3 separate regions of the Homo sapiens genome follow, and all the other regions are linked to region 3. A link is a contact called in ENCODE Hi-C or POLR2A ChIA-PET data. All regions are on one chromosome and are shown on one strand. The core of a region is the stretch at or near the end of the contact, and the rest is flanking DNA. Distances in the headings are between cores, read along the strand shown.

Region 1 (2,868 bases), core at 140-2,639, 560 kb after region 3:
CGGAGGACCTGTCCCGGATTCCAGAGGACGTGGGTGGGGAAGGGACAAGGATAGGGACAAGGGAGGGGACGCGAACTGGGCCGAGGTGTGGGTCAGTCCTGGTTCGGGAAGGGAGGCCGTTGGCAGGGCCATCAGGATCCTCTCTGGACATGGAAGGACGGGTCTGCCCTGGACCCAGGGATTGGGAAATGTGGGTTCTCTCAGAACCTGGGGAAGTGGGGAGAGGGTCTGTTCTGGAGTGCGGAGGGAGATCTATTCCGGGCCCAGGACAATGGGGGTGGGGGCAGGACGGGAATGAGGGGGCATTCCTGGTGCAGGGAGGGGAGACGGAGAAGTAGTAGGGGGTCTGCTCCGGGCCCGCGGGCTGGGGACCACGAAGTGTAGGAGGGCACCGTCCAGGACCGGGATGAGGAGGGAGAGGGGCCCGTTGTGGCCCTGGATAGAGGGGGAGGGAAAGTGCGCCCCGGCCCGAGAGGAGGAGCAGGAGGGTCAGTCCTGGACCCGGGCTTAGGAAGCCGGGAGGGAGGTTCGGATCCGCCTCAGAGACAGGGCGATGAAGATCTGTCCAAGTCTTGGAGTGGAGGGAAGGATGTCGGCGGTGGGGGAAGAGGCCGGCCACGGACAGGGAAAGGGAGTCCGTCTTGTAGGGCGGACGGGCGGTCCTGGGGAAGGGAGAGGCCGCGACGCGGGGGGCGTCCGGCCCGAGCGGGGCCGCTCACCTTGGGTTTGTAGAGCCACTTTCGGAACCTGTTCATCATCGCCGCGCCGGCCCTGGCCGGACTCCGGGCGGCCCTCGCCCTCCGCAGCGCTGCGCCCGGGCCCGGCTGAGGCGCGGGGCGGACGCGGAGGCACGGCCGGAGCCCCCGCGCTGTCGCAGGGAGGCTGGCTAGCGAAGCCCGGAGCGCCGAGCGGGCGGCGGGCAGGTGCGCGGGGCAGGTGCGCGGCCCTGAGTATGCTCTGCAAGCGGCGCGCCGGGCAGACCTCAGACCCGGGAGTGGGCGCTCGGGCGCACGGACAGACGCGGGCACGGGGGCGCGCGGCTCCTCGCTGCTCACTGACACCCAGCGCTCCGCTGGTCACGGCCGCCCCGCGCCGCACATGCGCCTAGGGCGCCGCGAGCCCCGGGCCCACCGCGCGCTGCGGGCGGGGCGGGCGGGGCGGAGGCGGCCCAATCCCTGCGCGGGCGCCGCACCCCGCCCGAGGCGCGCTCCCTGCCGGCGGGGCGACCCGCCGCGCCCGGGTATCCAAGAAACTACAAGTCCCGAAAGGCATGGCGGGGAGGTGGCGCCCAGGGCTTGGCGTCCCGGGCCGCGCCGCGGCGCTGTGTATTGTGGGAGTTGTAGTCCACCCGATGGCGGCGGAGCGTGCCGCCGGTTGCTAGGTGACGACGCCAAACAGCCGCGGCGTCCTGCCTACCGGGAGCTGACGGACGACGACTGCCAACACCTTAGCCCCAGCTGGCCCAGGAAACTGCTGCGGTGGCAGGTGGCGGCGGCAGGAGGGCTCGGCTGCCCCGAGCGCCCGCCAGGTACGGGGGCGGGACAGGTGCGGGGCGACGCGCCGCCGATTTTCATGACCTGCCGGCCGGTTCCCTCTCGCTCGCTGCTCATCTTGCTTCTCCCAAACACCTCTTCTGTCTTCTTCCCAGCTCCCCGATGAAAGTGAACGGTGCCTCTTTTTTTTTTTTTAAATCACCACTATCAGCGGTGCGTTCTAAAAAGATACTCTTCCGCCCTCGCTACTCCCCCCAGTGGTGCCCTAATTTGTACCTTAAAACGCTCACCTCAATCTGAGTACCTGCTATGTGTCAAGCAGAGAGCTAAAAACCCACACGTGGCCTCACTTAAACTTCCCATTGACAGCCAGAGAAGCAGGCACAACGAGGCCGGCGTGCCCTGGCTGTGGGGGTTGCATCCAGATCACGGCGGATCTGGGTCGGCCTGACCCCACAGCGCTGCACTTTTCCCTGCCGCACCACCACCACGTCTCTGGCTTGTTGTGAAACGTGCAGATGTAAGACACAGGAGATGGAAGTCATGCCCCCCTCGGTTCAGAATTGAGAAGTCTGACCTGTTCCTGCTTGTCCTCACTGGCCAGTGCCAGGTGCTCAGAAAGGTCCGTGGGCTCCATGACCACTTTATTCCAACAGACGCGATGTGAGCCTAGGCGCGCTGGCATCTAAGATTTCTCTTAGTTGGGGGTAGGGTCCATGTTTATTTTTGAGTAACTGATTGATTTTCCCTACTCTCCTCTTCCTACCACCCAGTCGACCCTCTGAAGGGCAAAACCCCTCTGGAGTTTCCCCTTATCTCCAATTCCTTCCCACTTGTTCTTTCTGGAAACTACTCCCATCAGATTTTCACCCAACCACTCCTCTGAAGCTCTTTATCAAAGTCATCCTTGACCTTGATGTTGCAAAATCCGATGATCGGGGTCAGCGCTCATCTCTTCCTTGAACTGTCACTACCACGTGACCCAGCCGACTGTGCCCTCTCCGTGACACAGCATCCTCACTTGGCTGAAACAGATCCCACTGTCCACTTCTCCTCCTCGCTCCTGGCCACTCCTGCTTGATCTCCTTGGCTGGATGCCTCCCCTGCTCACCGACCTCTCAACACTGGAGACCCTGGACTCAGTCCTTGGAACCTACTCTATCCACTCCCTCCCTGGGGGATTTCCTACAGTTACATGGTTTTATAAACAACCATTTTCTCCCAAACTTCTCAAAACCTATATCTCTAGCCTCAACCCTGAAACTCCAGACCTGTTTACCTGTTCTTCACCATTTGGACGCCTAACAGATCCTCTCAAATTTAACGTGTCCCAAACCACACTCTCAGTCTTCCCCCATAAAACCTGCTGCTCCCA
Region 2 (3,110 bases), core at 611-3,110, 610 kb before region 3:
ACCCCCAGGAGTGACCAGATGCCACCCCCAGTGCGTGTCCCTCCCAGAGCTCTGCAGAGGACGCCTGTATGGAAGCAGGTGCTCAAAGATGGGCAACAGAATCACAGAGAGCAAAAGGCGTCTGCGGAGCCGACAGCCCCAACCAGGAGCCAAACCCAGACCCCAGAGGGAGGTGGCCAGGCCCGGGCAGGCAGGGGAGACCTGGGAGGCCGGGTGCTGAGGCCCAGGGCAGAGCCACGCCCTACAAAGTTCCAGGACACAGAAAGGGGGACCCCCAAACCGCAGCTGTCATCCTCAGCTGCAACGGCAAATAGTTACCCCACGGTTCTCCCCCAACCCTGCCCCAAGCTGCAGACGGGTACACAGACGCGCAAAGGCCACGCGCTAGGAGCTCAGCGAGGACGGCCGCGGTGCGGGCCCAGCCGCCAGCGCCGTTTTCTTCCCGAGGGACGTGTGCTCCCTGCCGCGCTCCTACAGAAACGGTGGAGAGGCCGGGGAGGGGGGGGGGGCTCGGGCTCAACGGAACACCCTGCGCACCCGCCGCCTCGGCCCTAGCTCCAGGCCCTCTTGCCCCAACTCTCAGGGTTTCACCTCCCCACTCAGGGCACCGGGAAGGGCGCGACCGCCTTCCCTTTTCCCCACTGGAAGGGAATTCTGTCCCGGCAATCACGGAGACGACAGCAAAAGGGATCTGGCCCAGGCCGGGCTTCCAGACACCGGCGCCCTTGGAGGCCGCCAGAGAACGCTCCAGTCTCGGCCCGGGGCTCAGGCGCACGGACTCTGCCTTTGCAGCCGGGTCGAGGGAAAGAGAGGCTCCGCGCAGCGGCTCGGGCCGGCCCAGGACGCGGGCGCTGCAAGATGGCGATGGTGGCAAGCCCGGCGCCCGCCCGTGCTCCCTGCTTCCGCGGCCGCAGCCCGCGAGGAAGGCGCCCCGGGACCTGGGCGGGCCCAGGCAAGGGCAGGTGGGGGCGCTGGGCCGGTCCGGGACCTCGCGGAGTTCGCGGGAACGGAGACCCCGGGCCCTCCCGCGTCACCGCCGGGGGCTGCGCTTTGGGCCCGGTCTGAGGGCAGCGGCCTCCTCCACGGTCATACCCGGCACCCGCGCCCCGTCCCCTTCCCCCACAGCGCGCGGCCACGGTCGCCGGCGGCCTCCCCGCGGGAGGCGCGCTCCCGCGAGTGGCCCGGGAGCGCGCGCCCCAGGACACCCCGAGCTGCGCACGGCTCCCGCCCCATCCCGGCCCCGCAGGCCCAGCCACGGGGTCATGACCGGGGACGGGGTAGCGGCCGGGGATCGGGACCCGGGGTGCCGTCCCGGGTCCGACGGGGCTGGGGTCGGTGGAGCTGGGGGTCCGGCGGGGCAGCCCAGAGGCCCACAGGCCCTTTTGTGTCACCTGCACGGGCCGCGGGCGGGGAGAGCAGACTGCGGCGCTCGCGCACACGCAGCGGCCCGCGCATGCGCAAGACCCTTCCCGCGGTCCCGCCCCCGACCGCGGCCACGCGCGGACGCCGGCGCGCACGCGCACTCGCACACAAAGCCGGCGGCCCGCGGGCGCGCGCTCGGTCCGCCCCCGCGCCCCCCGCCCGCGCGGCACCCGCCCCGCCCCGCCCCCGCCCGCGGCCGGAAACGCGCGCGCGCGCGGCCTTACCAAGCGGCAGGCCCTTGTTGAGCAAGTGCGAGCTGCCCATCGAGAGGCGCGAGCGGCCGCGGGCCCCGACCACTCCGGCGCGCTGCGCCGCCGCGAGCCCGGCGCGTGGGGCGGCCTCGGCGCCGTCCGCTGCTCCGCCCGCCCGCCTGCGCCTGGCCGCCGCCGTGCCGAGTCTCCGCCGCGCCGCTGAGCCGCGCTCCGACGACCGCGCGGGCGGGGACACGGCGGCGCGCGCGGGCGGGGCCTCGCGGTTGGTCTCCTGGTTCCCAGCGCGGGCGGCGCACGGACTCACGCGGGCGGCTCAGGGCCCGCCCGGCCGGGACGCGGCTGCGGGGCGGGGCGGGGCGGGAGCCTGGCGGGAAGCTCGCGGGGCTGCAGCCCGGCGGAGGCCCCGGGCCTGGTGTTCCGCACGTTCTAAACCGCCTGTCCCCGAGGAAGTCGGGCAGGGTCGGGCCGGACTCAGCGCCGCTGGCGGGAGCGCCGTCCGCCCCGAGGACCCTGCGGGCCCGGAAGCCGAGACAGGGCCGCCCACGTCAGCGCCTGGCGCGGGCCCGAACGTAAATGGCGCTCCTCCGCGCCGCAGCCGCAGCCGCCCCGCTCCCTTCCCGCTCCGCCAGCTGCCGCCCTCCCGCGCTCGCTTCTCGCCCCGCGGCCTGGCCCGTGCGCCTCCGAGGCTGGCCAGGGGCACCGAGGCCGCGGGCCCCCCATCGCCCCCACCCGAGCCCTGATTTACCGTCCGAGAGCCGGCGGCACATGGGACCCCGAGAGGAGAAGCGCGCCTGCCCCAGTGCGTCCCCAGGCGGGGGAGCCCCGACTCCTGGAGGGACCGCGTCCTGCCCGGCCCGGGAAGTTCAGGGCTGGAGAACCCCTTCCCCGACCCCATTTCTCTTTTAACAAGAGTAGGGTTTGTAGCTAACCAACGTCCTGACAGCTCAGCTCTGCTTTCCCTTTAAGCATTAATATCAAAGCCCTGCCTGCTACCGGTGAAGCCCCGACCCGGGAGGGCCCGAAAGTCCCTTCAGGGAGAGGCCGCACTGGGCCTGCTCACCCAGGGGCTGCCCCTGCAGACTCTCCCGAGGGGCCCAGGGATATTCCTCGCGCCGCGAGTGGACGCTTCCATCCACCCCATGGGGAGGGCCTCTGCGCGTGGCTACTCTGAGCCCTCTGGAATGCCGAGATAGTTGCATAATTTCAGAAACCACGGCATGGAGACGGAATGATGCAGACTCCTATCCGCGAGATACCTGCTGTAATTTCGCTGTGGTTCGTGAGGACGCGTCCTGGGCTGCCCTGAGAAGCCTACGTCTCCCCTTCGAGGCCCGGGAAGACCTCCAACCCCGCTGACAATGCTGGGCCCTCAGCCAGACCTGCCCTGCGTGCCACGTTCTGTTCTAAGATCGGGCTGCCGAGCTGTGGCCTGGAGGAAACCTGGCAGGTGTCACCAGAGCTTTGGGGAGGGTGAGG
Region 3 (2,852 bases), core at 219-2,718:
CAGGCTGAGGTAAGAGAATCACTTGAACCCAGGAGGTGGAGGTTGCAGTGAGCCAAGATCACACCACTGCACTCTAGCCTGAGCAACAGATTGAGACTCTGTCTTTAAAAACAAACAAACAAACAAACAAAAAAAAACAAGAATTGGGAGGATACATTCAGGGCAACTTCAATCTATCTCTTTGGGGGTGGGGAACAGAGACAAGAATATTGAAGCTGGGTGCCTGGGCATGGTGGCTCCTGTAATCCCAGCACTTTGGGAGGCCAAAGCAGGAGGATCAGTTGAGCCTTGGAGTTCAAGACCAGGCTGGGCAACATACCAAGACCCTGTCTCTACAAAAAAACTACAAAAAAAAAAATTAGCTGGGTGTTGTGTGGCACAACTAACAACTTGGGAGGCTGAGGCAGAAGGATAGCTTGAGCCCAGGAGTTTGAGGTGCAGTGAGTATGATCGCACCACTGCACTAATTATTTTACTTGAGTCCCTCTTAGCAAGTTTTATGTTTATTCCAATTTTACAAATAAGGACATAGACTCAAATAAGTTGGTTAATTAGAGAGAGAGAGGAGGTGGGCACACCCTGGGACAGCATTCACTCCAGACAGCACCTGAGGCTAGGGGGGCTAAAGCCACGCACCCTGAGGACCCTCAGCGGCTCCGGAGTCCCCGTGTTCCCCGGGTGCCGGTCGCGGCCTAATCACACCACAGGGGTTTGTAGGTGCTGGCATCACCTCATCAGTGACGGACCAGGAAGGCTCCTGCAGCCCAGCAGGTCCTGCTCGCCGGTGTCTGCCCTGCCCACCCAGTCTCGTCTCCGGGACCCCAAACGTGACCAAAGGGCACGGCCGTCCTCGTGCGTGGACACGTTCCACCAAGCTTACTCGCGCAGGGCGCGCCAGGGCTGCCCAGCCCTTCAGAATTTTCCCACTGTCTCTGAGGCAGTGACCCGGGGGACCCGGCCGCCTAAGGTCACAACACACGGCAGAGGCCCAGCGGCTCCGCCCGGCGCTGGCGGCCCAGCCCGCGACGAGACCCGGGGCCCCACGGTCCCGCAGGGGCTCCGGAGGCCGGGACCACCGGGCTCCCCGCATCGCCGTGACAACCAGCCCGAACCCGCGGGTCGTCCGCGCTCCCGACCCACCAGCCGGGAGCCGGCCCCGCCCTGGGGTGCCCGCCGCTTACCCCGCGGGACGGTGTACCGAGGCGGCGGCGGGAGGCGGGCGGGCGCCCGGCCGCGGCAGCTCCTCAGTAAGATGGACGCCATGTGCTCGGGCGCGGCGGCCGCTCCGGCCTCCTGCGCTGCCTCCTTCTCCGCGGCGGCCGCGGCTCTTCGCCGTCCCGGCGGCGCTTCAGACCCGGCCCGCGCGGACGGCTGACAGAGGCGGCTGGCCTCGGACGGGAGGCGCTCTCCTCAAGGACCCGGCACCAGCGGCGGCCTTGTCCCGGCACAGACGTCCGGAGGCGCGGGGCGGGGCGGCCAGGCCGCGGCTCCCATTGGGCCCCTCAGCGCCCGCCGCTGGCCAGGTGAGGGGCGGACCGCGCCACCGCGGACTACCGGTTCCGGCGTGCACCGGGACGGCCTGCACGCTGGGGTGCGGACTACCGATCCCGGCGTGCACCGGAGCGGCGGACTACCCTGAGGCGCGGACTACCGGTCCCGGCGTGCACCGGGGCGGCTGGCTCCTGGGGCTCGCTGCATCCTGGTTCCCGTCGTACCGTGGACGCCGGGGCTCGCAGCGTGGCGGCCGCAGGAGCTGAGGGAGTCGGCCGCGCTTGCGCGGGGAGTGTCTTTTCGTCTCCGGGCGGCGGCAGCAGCGCGTGTGTCCGGAACTTTTCTGGGACTAAGTCCTGCACCCACGAGTAGAAAACGGCTCCTGGGAGCTTGGGGCTCCAAGGGCAAGTCAGGGGACGCTGGGGATGGAGGGGCGCCCTCGACGCCCTCGGCCGCGGTCCCTCGCCGGCCCCCCTGCTCTGTGGCTCTGCCCTCGGCGGTCTGCACTCTGGCGCGCGCAGCTCTGAGTGCCTCTTCCCTGCGTACCGGGCGGCGCTCCCCAGATACGGCGCTGCTCGGCGTCGGGAGTCCCCGTCACCACTGGGGGGACGGGAGCGCAGGGTCCCGCCCCGAAGGACAGGGCCATGCCGGCCCCTGGAGGCGAGGGCACTAGGCCGGGTGGCGGCGCAGCCAGCATAGCGGCCCCCCATCCCGGCACACCGCGTCCTCCCGTCTGAGCGGGAGGGGTAGATATGGGTCCTGCGTTGGCGCGGGGGGACCCCTCGTTTCGCTCTGGCCTAAGCAGCCCCTGGGGTCCCGCGCGCCGCAAGAGCGCCAGACTTCCTAACCTGGGCCATACCCTGTCCGCTCCACTTCCCAGTCCAAGAAGGAACAGCCGAAGCCCAGGACGCCAAGGACCTGGCTCGAAGTCTCCAGAATTCCCGCCAGAGCTGGGCTGGGCTCGCGGACCGCTCATGCGCCGTCTCCCAGGAGCCTCCCCCCAGCCCAGTTTAATAGCCGGCCCTGACCAGTCCAGGGGAGAGAGACCGTGCAGCCTCCCAGCAGACCGTGACCTCTGAGCTCCACCTTCCCCTTCCTTCCCTAAGATGAGGATCCCTGAGTTGGGGCAGAGAAAGCAGGCAGGGAGAAAAATGGGGACCTGCGGCGCTGGGGGCCCAGCTGGTGGAGATCTCCAGCTAGGAGATCCCCAGCACAGCACTTGCCCTGCCCTCTGTCTTGTTCAGGGATGTAACCTGCCTCCTCCTGCTTCTCCGCGGCACCTCAGGGCACCGCCTGGGGAGGGTCTTGTAGTGCACACTCAGCATCTCTGTTCCCTGGAGCGCATGGGGTGTGAAACGCCT

The links. Hi-C counts contacts between places; a loop is a spot of excess contacts on that map. ChIA-PET counts read pairs that join two places held with the same protein, here RNA polymerase II (POLR2A). Pooled maps may share reads with other maps.
Region 1: a loop to region 3 is called in a map of B cell, with 12 times the contacts of the local background. The contact joins the promoter of CFAP99 here to the promoter of LETM1 in region 3. A Hi-C loop is called at or near these places in 6 of 168 maps with a recorded cell type or tissue (B cell, CD4-positive, alpha-beta T cell, dorsolateral prefrontal cortex and 2 more), 12 of 37 single-sample maps with no recorded cell type and 22 of 50 pooled maps. POLR2A ChIA-PET finds 5 or more read pairs at or near these places in 4 of 52 experiments (CD4-positive, alpha-beta T cell, GM10248, PC-3 and 1 more).
Region 2: a map of gastrocnemius medialis shows a loop between it and region 3 (5-fold over the local background). The contact joins the promoter of CTBP1 here to the promoter of LETM1 in region 3. A Hi-C loop is called at or near these places in 3 of 168 maps with a recorded cell type or tissue (ascending aorta, gastrocnemius medialis and naive thymus-derived CD4-positive, alpha-beta T cell), 2 of 37 single-sample maps with no recorded cell type and 17 of 50 pooled maps. POLR2A ChIA-PET finds 5 or more read pairs at or near these places in 1 of 52 experiments (CD4-positive, alpha-beta T cell).

The regions. Positions count from the first base shown.
Region 1 is chr4:2,417,566-2,420,433 of GRCh38, forward strand. CFAP99 (cilia and flagella associated protein 99) reads left to right here and starts at 1,390. Exons shown (of 16, transcript NM_001193282.4): 1 at 1,390-1,528. ZFYVE28 (zinc finger FYVE-type containing 28) reads right to left here and starts at 1,080. Exons shown (of 13, transcript NM_020972.3): 1 at 720-1,080. The coding sequence starts at 758. RefSeq lists silencers at 805-964, 1,085-1,314, 1,555-1,604.
Region 2 is chr4:1,247,270-1,250,379 of GRCh38, forward strand. It overlaps CTBP1 (C-terminal binding protein 1), which reads right to left and starts at 1,861. Exons shown (of 10, transcript NM_001012614.2): 1 at 1,647-1,861. It overlaps CTBP1-DT (CTBP1 divergent transcript), which reads left to right and starts at 2,171. Exons shown (of 2, transcript NR_033339.1): 1 at 2,171-2,203; 2 at 2,842-3,110. RefSeq lists silencers at 750-1,469, 1,640-2,569 and enhancers at 2,940-2,989, 3,050-3,110.
Region 3 is chr4:1,854,688-1,857,539 of GRCh38, forward strand. LETM1 (leucine zipper and EF-hand containing transmembrane protein 1) reads right to left here and starts at 1,469. Exons shown (of 14, transcript NM_012318.3): 1 at 1,182-1,469. The coding sequence starts at 1,263. RefSeq lists silencers at 1-111, 906-1,095, 1,106-1,665, 2,066-2,285 and enhancers at 677-1,178, 1,816-1,885, 2,555-2,852.